Regions from separate parts of the Homo sapiens genome. Here all the other regions are linked to region 1. A link is a loop called in an ENCODE intact Hi-C map of the cell type or tissue named here. Cell type or tissue: heart left ventricle. All regions are shown on one strand. Each heading gives the region's core, and the rest is flanking DNA. Links, peaks and the distances in the headings are about the cores only.

Region 1 (5,704 bases), core at 436-5,435:
GTGTTCATTTAAATGTTTTAATGCAAACACAGCCAACCTCATTCTATTCTGAAAATTCATTTCTCCTTTCTCTCTGTCTCTCTCTCTCTCTCTCTCTTTTTCTCTCTCTCTTCCTCCCTCCCTCTCCCCGTTCCTGTGATTATTTTTTTTGGAAATAATTCCACACACTTTCTGCCTCCATAAACCTCTGACTCCAGCAGATGGAACAAGGCTGCTATTCCGAGTCAACGGAATCAACGGACCAGCTATAAGTGGGAGGCGAGTGGTACACACTGCAGTTTCACCCTAGTAGGTGACGTTGTGGCAACACCCACAGAACAAAAGATTCACCTTTTTCATCTATTTTTACATCTCAGGAAGCCCTAGTCCTGTCTTTTAATTACAGAACTGTTTTCCCCTCCTTGGCTCTGCACACGTTTTCTATATAATATTAAACAGTAACCTGTGAGTCTCCCACATCCTGGTATGCTCTGGATCACAGACCACATTTTTTAAACACACACACACACACACACACACACACACCACACACGACCAAAATCTGTACCAGCTGACAGCTGGCAAAGTAAAACCGCATTAAATTTGGCTCGCTTGCTTGCTTGCTTTTTCTTTCTTCTTTCTTTCTTTCTAACAGCTTGATTGAGACATGATTTACATATCATAATATTCATCCATTTTAAGTGTGCAATTCCATGTTTTTTAATTTTTTTACAGAGTTGTGTATTGGCTATTTCTTCTTGGAAATAGGGCCACTGGGGAAACTCTTGACCCCAAGGCCCCTCTCCCCACTTTGAACACGAACCAGTAAATAGCAGAGCAAATTCTGGTTCACCCCCAAAATAGTTTTTATTCATTTCATTGTGCCATTAACAGCTTACTTCCTGTGTTTTGATTCTGAGCTGTTCAGAAGCCACGTTCTTAGAAGCCACATTGCTTAGTTTTTACACCATCAAGAGATTTCTTTTGTGTTAGAGGTGTTTTTTGTTTGTTAGTGGTTTATTTAGAGTCTCCAGCTCCTTGTTTTATCTGCTGGGCTAATTAGATTTGAAATGAACCTTTGTAGCATGACAGACTGTACAGAAATATTTGGTATTCAGAGCTAAGCTTAAACATTCATAGCATTCTTACTTTTGAAACTAGCAGAAAGGAAGAGACTTAGAAATATAAGTAGGGCACAAAGGCCTAGAACCTTTTCCTAGAATTAAGCTCTTATTATATAATTTGGCTTTAACTCTGTGAGTCTCCATTTTCTCATCTGAAGAACAGGAATTAAAATAACCACTTCAGGAGATTAGCCTGAGGATCCCATTCATGTGAAAGCACCTAGAACAAAATCAATTTTTAAAAAAACCATCAATATTCATTGAGTATGAATCTTGAAGAACTTAACTAGTGGTATAAGAATTCTGTTTGTCAGGGTGCATTAATAAAAGCATAGTGCCTTCTGTTAAACGAGGATGTACTAGTTTAGTTATTCACTCAATGAATAGGTCATTACCTGCTGCGTGCCAGGCACTAGGGAGGGAACAGGGGACAGGCAGACAGGTGGAGGTGATATTCACAATATGGTTGTGCAAATAAATATCTAAGTATAAATTGTGCAAGGGTTGTTACAGAAACTTCTGGGAAGTGCACGTGCATGTGTGTGTATCTTTAAAGCAATTTAAGAGAATGTGTATTTTGTTGATAAAGTTATGCCTATAGGCATAGAAAATTTTTTCTGGAACAATCCATGAGAAATTAGTTACAGGAGTTTTATTTTTATGAAAGGAACAAGAAAGTACACAGGGGAACATCTGCCACTTTTTATTCTGTACCTTTCCATAAAATTTTAAGTTTCTAACTCTAAACTTTTTTTTTTTTTTTGAGACAGAGTCTCGCTCAATCACCCAGGCTGGAGTGCGGTGACCCAGTCTTGGCTCACTGCAACCTCCGCCTCCCAGGTTCAATCAATTCTCCTGCCTCAGCCTCCGGAATAGCTGGGATTACAGGCATGTGCCACCACGTCTGGCAAATTTTTGTATTTTTAGTAGAGACGGAGTTTCACCATGTTGGCCAGGCTGGTGATCTGCCTGCCTCAGCCTCCCAAAGTGCTGGGATTACAGGCATGAGCAGCCGCAGCCTAAACTCGTGTTTTTATTTGTTTGTTTGCTTGTTTAAGTGTCACTAGGGCTTCTCTGATCAGTAGGCTGAAAGGCCATTTTTTATATTTCTTCTTAAACTTTTCTCTACTGAAAACAAGACCTGTTATTTAAGATGGATAAATGATTAACTCTTGGAAATATAATTTGTCGTGTTAAGCCATTTAAACATTAAACATAATATTATTATACTTAAAAAGACAAAGGTCATTTACCAGAGTGTAAGAATTCATCAACCTACACCAAACTGTTACTAGCCTGCTCTTGCCTACAAAGTTTGCCCAGGCAATAATACTTTTATTCAATAGATATTTACTCAGTGCCTGCAGTATAACAGGCATCCTTCTGGGTATTGGTAGACAAAACAAAGCCCTCAGCGAGTCACAGCCTGGATTCTAGTTGGATAAGCTAGACAATAAATAAGTCAAACAAATATATAATAAGTGCTATGAAGAGTGACCAGGGGAGATGGAGGGTGCTTTTTGTTTATGATACAGAATACATTTAGGAGTTGCATTCACTACAAATAGAGCAGTCAGGAGACCTGTCCGAAGAGATAACATCTCAGCAGAGGCTTGCATGAAGGAAGGAAGGTGTGAGCCCTGCAAAGGAAAGACGGTTCCTGGCCAGAAGGACCTGAAAAGACCCTGAAACAGGAGAGCTCAAAACCAGTCAAGCAGAGTGCTGAGCTCAGGACTGTTTGTGATGCTATTCTGTCCACCTGTGCTATTGCTCAGGACAGCTCATAATTCAAAACTTATTTTTTAAAAAGTAAACATGAAACACTCATTACTAGTATTACCTTTATGATTATAGGACTTGGAATACTTGGTTCTGGGCATGGCTTCTCTTTTTTAGATATATAACAAAATAGTTGATGTAAACTACACCTACTAAAGGAGCAAAGATGTATCTTATATGCCAAAAAGAATTTAACTTTTTATAGCCATATTTATTTACAGTCACTACAATAATTTTTAATCTATTATCCTTACAAAACCTCATAAAATATACTTTTTAAACGATTGCTGTACATGCCTGTTTTCATTCATTGCAAATTAAGTAAATGTTACTTCAAGATCATAAGGAAAAATACTCAGAGACAAACAAAAAAGGACAGTGAGACACGTTGTTTTCAGCCTACTCTAAGGTGCCCACCAGTAGGAGGAGCACTATGGTAGGTGAGTAAAACCACACACTGTTTAAACAGCAAACACAAAAGCCCAGCCTTGGTTCAGTTCGCTCAACTTCCAACTGTGTGGCTTGGAACGCACCTTCCCACAGAGGCCCTCACCTGAAAATGAAGGGCTGGCTATTCTGTGATCTCTGGGTCCCTTGATGCATTATTTCCCTTTCCTTTTGTCTATTTTAAGTTCTACTCTATGAATTCTGACTAAAAGTACGATTTTGTAACCAGTTGTTTTCATTATAACTGGCTGAGCATTTAACTAACCTCTTCTTTTCTCAAGCAGGAGTCTGTGGGCAGATGGTTCTCAAGTAGTATTTCCCAACCAGAAGCCAACCCCCCACCTCCCCTTCTTGGAAACATTGGCAACGTTGACACTTTACTTTTTTTTTTTTTTTTTTTTTTTGAGACAAGTTCTCACTCAGTTGCCCAGGCTGAAGTGCAGTCGTGGCTCACTGCAGCCTCGACCTCCCCAGGTTCAGCTGATCCTCCCGCCTCAGACTCCTGAGTAACTGAGACCACAGGCACATACCACCACCCCCAGCTAATTTTTTTGTAGAGACGGAGTTTTGCCATATTGCTTAGGCTGCATACTTATATATAATATGTATACTATATTATATATAAAATTATATAGTGTATATCCTACATGTTATATATTATATATATTATATATCATATAATATATGATACATATATAGTATGTACTATATATCATATAATATATGATGCATATCATATAGTATATAGTATATAATATAAAATATAGTATATATCATACTATAATACTATATATTATAATATATATTATAATATAGTATGATATATATGATCTATACCATATATGCTATATTCTAGATATTTATATTTATGTATAATTATATTTGTATATAAATTTATACATTATATATAACATTTATTTTAGTTTTATATATAAAATATATATTATATATAAAATATATTATATATAATATATTATATAAAATATATAATATATAATATATTATATAAAATATATTATATATAATACATTATATATTGTATGTATTATATATACAATATATTATATGTTGTATGTATTATATATATTATGTTTTATATAATATATATTATATGCATTATATAATATATATTATATGCGTTATATATGATATATAATATATATAATATATTATTATATATATTATATATTATGATTATATATATTACATAATATATATTCTATAATATATATTATATATAAATAATAAATTATATATAATATATCATATGTAGTATATTGTATATAAAATATATAATATATTGTATATAAAATATATAATATATTGTATATAAAATATATAATATATTGTATATAAAATATATAATATATTGTATATAAAATATATAATATATTGTATATAAAATATATAATATATTGTATATAAAATATATAATATATTGTATATAAAATATATAATATATTGTATATAAAATATATAATATATTGTATATAAAATATATAATATATTGTATATAAAATATATAATATATTGTATATAAAATATATATGTGTATATATGTATTTTAGAGGCAATGTCTTCCTACATTACCCAGGCTTGACTAGAACTCCTGGGCTTAAAGGAACCTCCTGCCTCAGCCATCTGAGTAGCTGGGGCTACAGGTGAACCCACTGTGCCCAGCTCTCAATTTTCACATTTTTTATTTTCATGACTGTAGAGGGAACAGCTACTGTCACCAGATACTGGTGAGCACCCTACACTGCCCGGGACAGCCACCAACAATAAAGAATGTTCTAGTCGTAAATATTAGCGCCAAGGATGGGAATCTTGGATATAGAGAAATTGGGAAAAATGATGAGGGGGAAAGTGGGGGACCTTATTTACTGATGATGTCCATGGGGTATTTCCTAAGTAAGAAACAGCAGACAACTTTTGCCTCGTTTGATGGTGGTTCTCTTCTATTGACTGCTGTTTATTTTTTTCCGAAGACTTGGGTGTGTGACATAAGTAATCCCATGGTAGCCCAGGGCACAATGGGAGAAATGAAAAATGGAAGGCAGGTTCAAACATGCAGTGTGACTGCAAGAGTAACCTTCCTGTTCTAAGACTTGAAAAAGTTTTCAGATCCTTGGTGTATTTTATCAGCAGAACGTTCATCTGCATATGGCATTCAGAAGCAAACTAAACTTTTCTTTCCCCCCTGAGTCTTTTGTTTCCAAATCAATGGGAAACAAAGGATACCCCTGCTCCATTCAGGCAGTTTCAATGATTCTCAAATCAACGTGGGAGCAGTCGTTGGGCCATTTAAAATATACAGTGATAAAAAAAAAAGCATACTTATTAACCTTGTAAACATTCTATAAAAGTACAAGGGG
Region 2 (5,704 bases), core at 385-5,384, 280 kb after region 1:
GTTTCAGCTCCAGGGATTTACACACAGTTTCCAAATAGTTTTTCTATAATAGTTCCACAGTAAAATAACGTCTTGTGAAATAAGAAGATCCTACCTCATTCTGTTCTTCTAATTAAGGCTGAGTCTCAAAAGAGGATTCCAGTAAGTGTTAAATACAGCAAATCAGAAGTTTTTTTTTTTTTTTTCTTTTTTTTTTTTTGTTATGTTACTAGATCTGAGCATGCTGTGACTGGCAGGATCTGGATAGAAAATCAGATGTTGGCTAAACGAAGAGGCCTTATATCACTAGGATTAAATTAGAGATAATGGTGTGATTTTATAAGCGCATACTAGGAAATATGTCTTAAGGAGGGCCTGTTTGGATGATTGTGAAAAATGAGGTGTAGCTGATGTTTGCTGCATTGAAAGAAGGTGAAGTGGGGATTTTCTGCCCCTTCTCCAAGTACCATGTGCAGAGCTTCTCTTTTGGTTCCATTCTTTGTTTTTTTGCTGGCATCTAGTAGCACCTGACTCCTTTAGAGATGGCCTACGCAGGGAGTGATGGCGAAGCTGGATTTCTTGTGGGTGGAGCTAAGCATAGGAAGACCAACGTTCGATTTTCAATTTTCACTTTGTGCAGTATGAGTTCCTAGCTTTTATTACAAAACCAAATGCTTCCAGTGTTCTCCTGTTACTTTTGGAGTTTCCATATTTTAATTGTTTGAACTATACATGCTTTCCAAATAAATGGGAAGTATGAGTCTCACATTCTAAGGGAAGAATGTGTCTTAGGGAAAAGCCCTCCCAGGCGAATTCAGATCCCTCTATGTCCTTCTGAAAACACAGTATGTATTTGCAACCCAGCAGTCAGTCACTGGCAGAATTTTGCAACGATTTCCCAGTTTCGTTGGCACGACTCCAGGACAAGGTTCTTTGTAATTCTTTGCTCAAACATAAGGAGGATCACATATAAATAAAACTCTTAGCAGACAGATCAGTGAATTATAATCATCTTTCAGTTTTAAAAGCTACAACATAATAAGGCGCTCTCTTTTTTTTTTTTGAGAGAGGCGGCGAAACAGTAACAAATCATGATGCTATAATGTGAACAAAGTGGTAGCTTTGGAGGGCACAGGGGGAAAACAAGCACAACCGTTTTTGCTCAGAAAATAATTCAGTAGCAACAAGGTCTGAGAGCCAGGAATCTCCTTGTTCTTACTGAAACGATTATTTGTCAAAATATTTGATTGTTTCCCTATTCCCCCTGAAAAGTTTGGACTTTTCTTTTTGCTCGATTTTGACACTAGAATTTTTAACTATCAGTGCTATTGTGTTTACAGCATTCAAGGTCTCGGAGTTCAAAGGTTATCCATTAACATGTAGAATGAGGTTACACTTCAGGCTCAACCTGGTTCCACTTGGTCATAGTTTCTTTGTTGTGTAGCAAGGCTCATAGTCATTTGTTTTCATAAAGTTAAATGAAGTTTCTTGTTTATGAAGTGTTTTTGGACTGTGTTTTAGAATGTGACAATAAGTTTAAAAAATATATTTTAAAGATAGGTATTCATCCTTTGTCAGAAAAGGAATCCTAATACTAAAAGTGATCAATATCAGTGGACTTGAGTGAAAAAAAATTCACCCAATTTAGTTTTTTAGTGCTGGCCTAAGAATCTACTGGCACTGCTAATTAATTGTGAGTAATTGATTCGCTTCCTTTTTAAAAAAGACTAACCAGACCATATGTGGGGTTAGTAGTTATATATAAAATGACAGCAAAACATGACACTTGGCAAATTCTTCCCCTTTGCTGAGCTGTCTTCTCAAATTCCTTTTCCTATTTATTAAGATTGCATTGCTCACCAGCTCCGGATCGTTTCTGTAGTGCGTTCTTTCTTTTGATTTAGGAAATAGATATTTTAAATGCTTTTCTTGATGTGTTTTAAAGTTTTTTCATTTTGGATATGCTGAAGGCCGGTAAAAACACAAATATTTGGCTATTTTGTTAGTAGCGACTTGCATAGATCCATTTCACATTTGCATTAGTTTGCATTTTGGGGTAGAAAAATTGTGGATGTGCTTGTTATGTCTATGGTTCCTCGAAGCTTATTTAAAATGGGGAAATATCACAGGCCTTAGGAATCAGGATCTTTTTTTTGTCCTTTTTTTCAGTAAGGAAAGAAAACATTTGGGAAACGCTTTAAATGAGTTGTGCGTAGGGAGGAGGGGAAAGGGTAGCGGTTTTTTTTTTTTTTTTTTTGTCCCTTTTTTTGTCCCCGGTTTCCTCCAAATGGATTTCTATCAAAACCAAGTAGATTCTTGGAACCTAGGCTAAGTTTAGAAATCTCAAGTTAGAATAGCGCAAGCCCAGCCCTTTCAGAAAAAAAAAAATCACAACAATTAAATAGCTTTCTGAAGATACTCATTTAAAAACTGTTTATCTTCTCGACCTTCCTCAAGCTTGAAGAAAATCTTTGGTGTTTTTCGCGCACAGCTGCCTTCTAACCCGCGAGCAACGGCGTTAAGGTTTTTGTTTGTAATTCGGGGTGACCCAGGGGTTCGGGCCGCGGGCCCCTCCCCTCGCCCGCGCACACCTTGCAGAGGAGGGGGCGGCGGGGACAGGGCCGGATCTGCGCCTGCGCACACCCTCGCGGCCCCCTCCCTCCGGCCTCCCCGGGTACCTGTCACGGCTACCGCCGCGGCGCGCGCCCGCCACGTTAAGCCGGATGGCGGGAGGAGGGGTGCGGGGCGGGGGGCGCGGGGAGGGTGGCACGGCGCGCGCGTGCGCGGGAGTCGCCGAGCGAGAACTGGGAGTGCGCGCGCTCGCCGCTCGCTCCCGTCCCGGAGGCGGAGTCGGCGGCGGGGGGCGGAGCAGGGGCGCGCCTATGCTAGTCACGTGGGCGCTGGGGCGGGGCCGGGGCGGTGTGGGGCGTGGCCGGGCGGCCGGTGAAGGCAGGGGGCGGGGCGGCCGGTGAAGGCAGGGGGCGGGGCGTCTCCGAGCGGCGGGGCCGAGGGAGGGCGCAACAGCTGCTCCCTGAACACTTTCTGACCCAACAGTCCCCCAGCGCCGGACGCGCCGCGCCCCGGCGGCTCTAGGGACCCCCCGCGCCTGCACTGTCCCCGCGCGGACGAGTAGGGGGCGCCCGCGCCTTTGCCCCCGTGCGCACCCCCGCCCCGCTCACCTTAGCCCCGCGCCCGAGGTGAGCCCGGCCCCTATATTCTCCGGGCGGGGGTGGGGGTGGGGGACGCTCCTTTTTTGTTGGGGGGGGGTCTTGGAGGCGCGAAGGCACTAGGCTCCTCGGCGGATGGCTGCACCCCTCGCCCGCGGCTCCCCGTGTCTTTTGGGGGGCCGGGTGCGGGCGCGGAATCCGGGAGGTGTCCGCACAAAAGGCTGAGAGAAACTCCGCGACGCCTCCCTCCCTCCCTCCGCCCTCCCCGCCCCCTCCCCTCCGCGCCCGCTCCTCCTCATTCAAACCCGGCCGGCCCGAGTGGTGTCAGCTCAGTCCCGGCCGCCGCCGCGCGAGGAAATGGCCGAGGAGCCGGAGCCGCAGGTAAAGGGGGCGCGCCCCCCGCCCGCGCCAGCCGGGGCGCCCGCCCGGTCCTGCGGAGGCTCCCGCGCCGCCCCCGAGGCGCCCGGCTCTCGTTGTCTTGTCCCCCCCCAGGATGACCTCAGTTCCCCGTCTCAGCTTTCTATCCGCTCCTCTAGGGCGCCCCCTCCCCAGCCGGCTCCTGCGCTTCCGCCCGCGGGAAGGTGCGGGCGATCCCGGGCTGCATCCGCTCTTGGCCGTCACACTCACGCCGCACGATTCAGAGGGGCTTGGGGTGCGGGGTTCCCTGAATCTCCGCCGGGAGCGGGGGTCTGCGGGGGTGGGCGGTGGGGGGCTGTTCCGAAAAGTTGGGTCGCCCCGCGGGGCGGGTCTCCCAATTTGCCCAGTTGGCCCTTGGGGCGCGGGCGGAGGGGGAACGTCGGCGTAGGGTCCCCCCGCGATGCCCGGGGAAGGGCCGGGGCAAGTTGGAAGCGGCCAAAACAATGCGTCCGGACGGGCATCCCCCCGTAAACAATGGCCGGGACGGTCCACTCGGGCCGGGCGGAGGGCGCCTCTAAGGGACCGCGGGAGGGGCTGGGCCTCGCCGCGGACCCCGACGCGCGCCCCGTGACTCCCTCGGGTGCCCAAAAATCTGTCCCCGGGAGTCTTGGGGCGCCTGCTCATCCCTGAACAGGGATGCACGGGGCTGCGTTTCCTGGATGTGTGCGATAAGGTGGCTTTTTTTTTCCCTCCTCTAATTTTAAAGATTTTTTTAAGTCTTAATGTTCTATAAACACTTAAAGAATATCTTTACAACTCAATTCTAGTGGAACACCCAAAGCCAGCTGGAAGCAGAACTGGGAACTCTAAAGGGCAGGAAGGATTGAAATGCTAGCCCAAAAGTGCTGCTGCTTTTTTTTTTCTTTTCTTTTTTTTTTTTTTTAAGGGAAGTTTCTGCCAGGAGGTGCCGAGTGGTGAAACCGCTCAGTTTCAGGCACAGCCCTCTTGTCTCTCGATTTGGCCCCGACTGCGAGCCGGACGGGATGGTGGAGAGGCGGAGGGCGCTGCTGGGGGCCCGGGAGGCTGGATTTGGGGCTGCCTGGGCGGTCCCGCCCGAGGGGCAAGACCCGGCACGCGGGGCGCGCGCCGGAACCTGGGTCCCGGGAGTTTGAGAAGATGTTCAGGGCCCGGGTTGGAACCCACATTTTGGGATTCTGGGTAGGGCCACCGAAGACGGGAAGGCGCTTTCTTGGGCGGGTGGGGGTGGGGTGAGCAGGCAGGGAGTTTTCCGCCAGGTTTAGTTACAGGAGCTAGAAAAGGCCACTTCTGGGACCCTGGCATCTGGGCCGCCCTGAGAGCCCCAGAAACTTTTTTTTCTTTTTCTTTCCCCCCACCCCCCAGAAAAGGGTAGTCATTTCAGGTTTAAGGCTTTGGTGTATTGTTCTACCTCGAAATTCCTTGAGCCTCAGTTTATCTTCCTGAATCAGTCTATGGGGCTTGGAGCGTTGAACATTCCTAAACACGGAGAAAGTAAATGGCGGTTGCAGTGGTCCACTGGCCAGTTTGGGGGTCCTGTATTATTGGCCACTGTGTGTCCTACAGCGTAGCTAGGTTTTTCAGTTTTCTAGATCGTTTGGAAGCATTAAGCTGTATGTTTTAAGAAGCCTAGGTCTGATTTAGTTCAGGTTGATTCAATTATGTCTTCATTGCTTTTGAGTTGGTTGAATGACTTGACATGAGATTAAGCTCAACAAAAGAAAAGGCGAGGTAGCAACAGCTGCCGTCCAGGCCTGGCCACTAGGTAGGGGTCTTAGGAGGCCTTTTACCTTCTCTTTTGTATATGTCAAGAAGGAGATTTACAATGTTCTTATTTTACTGTACTTCTTTCCCCTGAAGTGGATGTTCTTTCTTGATTGATATCAAACAAGACTTAAAATGCTAAGTTTTATGATACTTAGACAACGAGTAATAGATGTAGTTTCTAAAAGCCTTGATGTGTCTGCAGTGACAAGTGCAGAGGAATAACCTCATTGCTTTTTGTCTGAAAATATAACAGGCAAGCCACTAGTTTGTGCTTACTTAATGTGTGCTAAGAACTTTTAAGGTGTGTCCTTAATGGTAGATAACTTTTTTCCTTCTGGGAAGTCATATTTATTTTAGATATTGTTTTGTTCAGGGTTCTGGAGACTAATAGTGTTTCG
Region 3 (5,704 bases), core at 452-5,451, 130 kb after region 1:
TACCTCATTAGATTCAGAGGGTGAAATGGATCTGTGTATAAAATACTTATTCCATGTAGGAGTTCAATAAACATTACCTGTTATTATCGTTTTCCTTTTTTTTACAGTAGGAAAATGAAGCAATCTGCCCAAGTCATGAAATTAGGAGGTGTCACACTCTACTGCACAGCCTCCAGAGGAGGTTTCCATTGCCCGATTTAATTTGATCTTAGCTTAGCTTTTGACTAAAAATGCCTTTTCCCTCTTTCCTAAGCAATTCCTTTCAAGGCAAAGTCATCAGAAAGAAAGAAGAAAAGAAAAAAAGAAAGAGAGAGAAAGAAAAAGAAAGAAAGAAGAAAGAAAAAGAAAGAAAGAAAGAAAGAAAGAAAGAAAGAAAGAAAGAAAGAAAGAAAAAGAAAGAGGGAGAGAGAAAAGGACAACGACAGAGATCTGTAAATGACCACAATTGATTAAACTCTTCGGGGAGAGAGATAATAACTCTGCCCTGCAAGTGTTTCTTCTGCCCAATCTCATCCCCTTTTTGGAGAAAGAAATTGTCCCCCAAGATTGTCCCATTTTGTCCTAAGGCTGGGGCTGGCCTGGAGAGAGCCTCTGAAGGCTTATCATGAAGCTACTTCCTTTAGGATACGGCACCATGATCACTGTGGCAAAACCCACCTTTATTTTCTCCATTAGGTAACATCACAGAGAAAAAAAAAGATCTCATGGGATTTTGCCTTTTTTTTCTTTTGGACATTTTTATTGTGTCTGGGTTTTCCACTCAAGTTTTTAGGATTTCTGGCATCAGACACTTGCCTTTGTCTCCCATTTCTTTGTGGTGATTGCCAAATGCCCACATACTATTTACACCTCCCATTCTCTCTAGGGTTTCTAATGCCTCTCTTTCTTATGACTAGCATTTCTTCCTAAACCTTTGCCTCTTTTTTCCTAAGCAGCAGGAGAGCTCCCAGAGTCTCAAGATAAACAGTAAACAAGATTGTGCATTTCAATGACAAATACAACAGGCAACCTATTTTTTCATCCCCACGTCATTTTTAACTTGGGGATGGTTACTTCTTCGGTTTTCCTTCTCTGAACATTGTCAGGCCCTGTTCCTCTTTCGTTTTGGTCTTGTTGCAATCTCTTCGTGAATTAATGTTTCAGTGAGTGTACTTGTGACAAGGCATATGGAGCGGGCCTCCTCTTTAACTCAAATTTCCTTCTTCCCAGGCACAACAGAAATTTGCTGTACACACTGCAAGACAAAGAACAAAAAGACCTCACTCGCTGAGCGAAAAGATCCAGTCGTATACATGATTTCACCGGGTTTCCAACTGTATAATGAAATCGAACTCCTCCCTCGGGAGGGGGTTCCCTCCCCCACCTACTGCACACACAAAATTCTACCCACTTCTTTCCAAGGACACACTTTGTTCTAAATCCCCAGTGGCTTTACTCCTGCACACAAAAAAAGAGCAGAAGTCTGCACCTAAGTTGTAAGCGTGAGCTGCGATCTTTCTCTGAGCCCAAGATGAAAGGAGTAGATGGAAAGGAATTACTCAGTGTGAAGTATGCATTTGTAATAAGCAGGCATGGGATGCTATGTAGTGATCTTGACATGGCTGATAGGGGATGAGGAGGTGAGGATGGGATAGACTTTTTCTTTTCATTTTCATGAATCTCTTACTCTCAAGCTGAAGGAGAGACTAAAAACCACAGGAAAGGGCACGAGTTTATTATCACAGATTTTTAATGGGTTAATAATGTTCTGCTTAAAACCCTCGTTTTAAAAAAAAAGTTAATTCGATCCATTTTTCTTTGGATTACAGCAACTTTAGGACAGGTGTGGTGTAATAGGAGTCGCTTTCAGAAAGGAGTGAGTGTGTTTGAGCAGAGAATCACTGGGTACACACCAGACTACTTATTGTAGCACTGTTTGTAGAAGCAAACACTGAAAGCCACCAAAAAGTCTGTGAAAAAGGGCAAGTGAAATACATTAAGGAATACCATTTAAAGAAATACTATGCCACCACTTAAAACATCAAGTTTTTCTAACACAGAGTGCTGTCCAAGAGATTTAAGTGGAAAATGCAAGCTGAAAGATACTTGTGTAAAGACAAAGAAAGGTGTGAGCGTTCGATATGCATATATGCTGATCTATGCGTGGACTATTTCTGGCATGAGACACTACAAACTGCTAATAGTCATTGTCTGCGGGGGAGGAGGGAGACCCACCCTTCCCCACAAGCCCTATAATTTGAATTTTCCCCAGGAGCATGTATGACATGGTTCCCCAAAATTTATAGCTCACTAGAAAAATACCTACATTGGAAATTGTCCATGATCGATACTCAAAGTGAAAAAAGCAAGTTGTATAACAGTGTCTATAAATATGATACCAGTGGTGTATTTAAAACAAAGCATGTGTATTTGTATATGTGCATTTTATGGAAAACGTCTGGAAAATATGTTTCACACTGTTAAAAAGTAGTTATTAGCTATCTCTGGTGAGATCATGAGCTGCGTGGGAGTGAGCAAAAGGAATGAGGAACTTCAACTCCTTTACCTTAATTTTATACTGTTTGAACGTTTTAAAGAGATTAGGTATGACTTCTATTTTAATTTTTAAAAACTAAACTGAGAAAATTATGTAAAGAAATGGTCACAGGAAATGGTCAAATACTGGCCCACGATACATGAGAAATGCGTGCCCTGTCTTTCCAGAGAAATCGAGCTCCCAAAAACGTTTGCGGTAAATCCCTGCTTTTTGGCTCCTCAATAATGGGATATTATACTGTACCTTATTGAGTACATTGGAGTTTTTTTCCCTTCCCTTAAATGCTATTTGCTGAAACTGCTCAAAAAGACTTTCCGAGGTGGCCCCGTTGGTGTCTTTGTTCCAGCCCGCCCGCCCCGAAAGGCAGGAGTCTCTCTGCCTTCAAGGAGCTGGAAACGCAGTCACAGCTCTCTCACTACAGAGGCCGGGCTTGTGGCAAACCAGGAGTCGTATTTGTGTTTACTTTCCTGCCTTGCGCAGTTGAGCTGCACTTGAGTGACTCCCATTAACAAGCATGAAGTTACTTAATGGCCTTGCCTGTCTGCTGTTTTCTGTTACGCTGCCATCCTGTGAACGGCCTTCTGTGTAAGTCACATTTGACAGTCTGCGTCTCAAATATGCTCTGAGAGTTGGAAAAGCCTCTCAGACAGCGTTTTCAAATGGGATCCCATGGAAATAGCCTCTTGCTTCTCAATTAGCTCGAAGAAGGCCCCCCACCCCCGTTACGTTTTCTTCTGCCTTAGGCATGTGTGAAAATGATGCGGGAAAAAGAGACACTTCGGAGATCATTTTCAAAGTCCTTATGTGAATCCTAGTTTCTAGGTGCTTACACTGCAATTCACCTACTGAAATAAACATATTTGGCAAATAGACATGATCTGCTTTCTGGGATTGATAGCAAACACTGAAGATCAAATAACAGCCCTAATCATTTCTGCATGTGCAGTTTTCAGGCGGTTCCCAGTCCTGTGACCGGGAACAAAGTTTACAGTTTATCAAACTTGCAGTAGTTCTGGGCTTTGCTCTCTTCTGGGCAGCGTTCTCTTGCTCCCGCGATGTTCTGTTTGAAGTCCTCTGCCCACTCCCCAAATTTTAACATGTAATTTATGACCTTATTATTTTATTCAGGAGGGAAGGATCAAGTGTGGAAGCCAAAATTATCCAAATAAGGATGGTGCTGGAACAACCTATGATCTGAAACTGGGGGGTGGGGGGCACGCCCCGTCTACCTCTGAGGCAGCTGGAATGTCTGCTAATTTTGATCACTTGAAAATATAATGGCTGCGTCTGCAGGTATTTCGGAGAGATCATTTAGATTCCTTTAAATGTAGGTGAAATGTTACAATAGAACAGGAATGGACTGTCTCTTGAGATGAAAAAGGGAACCACTGGCTATTGTCTGACCTCCCCAGTGCCTGATTGACTAGTAGAAATCACATCTCCATGGGAACAGATAAATGTCTGCTTTTCATGGCGTGAAATAACCAACTTAGCCCGCAAAGCCTCACCAACCTAGCACTTTATCTGGGCGGCTGTAAGCAGCCTCTCCCTTTTCATGTTCAGCCAAATTATCTGCCAGAATTTCTTTTCAAGTCTAGGGGAAGGGAAAAAAAAAAGGGAGTTTCCTCCCTCCATCCCCCCTCTGTATGGAGTTAATTACTGTATTTTCATCTGGGAGGGTGAAAAAATACACACGGAGCTGAAATAGCACATGAAACAACGGCTGACATGGGCTATCTGCCTGTTGTTGATTAGCTTTTGGTGATTTTTGTAAAAAGTATTGAGGTCTGCTGCTGTATTTGAGAAATGTCAGGAGGGTCAGGATGCAGCCTGAGAGGCAGGTCCTGGGGATGGTTGTTTTTTGTTTGTTTGTTTGTTTACTGTTGTGCCAGCATTTGGCTGTGTGACCTTAGAAAAGTGGACGCCAGCTCTGTTTTGTGATCTGAGAAAGGAAGGTAAGGGGAAGGATATTGTGATCCGAGAAAGGAAGGTAAGGGGAAGGATAAAAAAACAAATGCCGGAGAGTATCAGGTATCTGCCTCCCCTCCCCCTAGAAGCCCCAACATCTGCCATTTTAACTTTCTGATCACTGATCCAATGCTCTCTGCCAGCAAAATTAGAGAACAGCTCTCAGGAGAGCAGGGGCTTTCTCCGGTGGTTTCAGACACTTCAGCTTCTGTTCCTGGTTAAAAATACCACCGGAAGCAGCATTTTCTGATGATATTACAACACTTCCAGTCCAGCTTCTGAATCAGAGGAAAAAAAGAAATGAAAGGGGAAAAAAATAAAAAGAAAAGAATGCAGGTGAAATATACAGAGATATTTATCCATCCACCTATTTTTCAACACACGAAGTTGAGCTCTTAGGAGGAAAATGTCTTAGCCTGTTTGGTTCTAAAACTGGGCACAAGAATGTGTGCGGGTTCTTTATTTTATTGGAATCCATTTGCCCGTTCCTATTATTCCCTGCTTTGTCCTTGGAGCTATTTGCTCCTTTGTCTTTCTCCTCTTCCTCAGCACCTCCACCCACCCACCCACCCAACAAGTCTGAGCAGGAAAAGTGTAAAGCCCAGTGAACTGCAAACCTACTAGGCATTTTTCAAAAGAGTCCAGGTTAAAGATACCTGCAGGGAATTTGTCCATGAAGCAATCAAGTCTCAACTCCAGCTCTTCCGTGGACGTGATTCCTAAATATCAAAACCCCAGCGGTCTTTATCTGGACCAGCTGCTTCTGATGTCGGGAAGGAATGTGGCACATCAAGTGTGTGAACACTGCCTCTATTGTATCCAAACAGGCTGATTGAAGCCTGGATAATTGGCATGTAACCTTCTCTATTAATAGTGCAGACAGATATGTGAATTAGCTGAATCCCTTCAACATATGCCATGCATTAGCTAAAGGGGCTTACAATTCTCTTAACATCTCAGCTATTACACCAATAATTAGGCTTTAGAACTTGATAACTTTGGGGGAAAATCAATAAATAATGGGGAAGTTGAGCACTACCTCTGAATAAGAAGTGACTGTAATATTATCGTTCAGTCCAGCACTGAGAGTGGTCATCATTGATTATTTGGGAGCTTGAAGGTTTGGGGCTTTTGGAGAGAGACAGAGAGAGAGAGAGAGAGAGACACAGAGAGAGAGAATGTGTGTGTGTGTTGCTGAAG

Evidence for each region. Hi-C counts contacts between places; a loop is a spot of excess contacts. Peaks named below come from ENCODE experiments on the same cell type or tissue, not always from the same donor. Only the 100,000 strongest peaks of a DNase experiment are listed, where the experiment ranks them.
Region 2: a loop joins it to region 1, with 5 times the contacts of the local background. A loop is called at or near these places in 19 of 110 quality-filtered maps.
Region 3: a loop joins it to region 1, with 2.2 times the contacts of the local background. A loop is called at or near these places in 16 of 110 quality-filtered maps.

What each region holds. Positions count from the first base shown.
Region 1 is chr20:53,867,581-53,873,284 of GRCh38, reverse strand. No RefSeq gene overlaps it. Among named protein-coding and RNA genes, the nearest start is that of BCAS1-AS1, 45 kb to the left of the region's middle. In heart left ventricle, for the core only: a CTCF peak has its summit at 3,297 (motif pointing right); no DNase peak of the experiment used is centred there; H3K27ac peaks cover 495 bases.
Region 2 is chr20:53,591,579-53,597,282 of GRCh38, reverse strand. It overlaps ZNF217 (zinc finger protein 217), which reads left to right and starts at 3,444. Exons shown (of 6, transcript NM_006526.3): 1 at 3,444-3,527. RefSeq lists an enhancer at 574-623 and silencers at 2,424-3,263, 3,354-3,433, 3,924-4,073, 4,494-4,733. In heart left ventricle, for the core only: a CTCF peak has its summit at 3,097; DNase peaks (open chromatin) are centred at 2,892, 3,452, 4,032 and 4,582; H3K4me3 peaks cover 4,129 bases; H3K27ac peaks cover 4,668 bases.
Region 3 is chr20:53,735,934-53,741,637 of GRCh38, reverse strand. It overlaps LOC124904933 (a long non-coding RNA gene), which reads right to left and starts at 4,875. Exons shown (of 2, transcript XR_007067660.1): 1 at 2,780-4,875; 2 at 1-1,234. RefSeq lists a silencer at 774-1,068 and enhancers at 3,343-4,246, 4,247-5,150, 5,151-5,704. In heart left ventricle, for the core only: no CTCF peak of the experiment used is centred there; a DNase peak (open chromatin) is centred at 2,927; H3K4me3 peaks cover 2,757 bases; H3K27ac peaks cover 2,917 bases.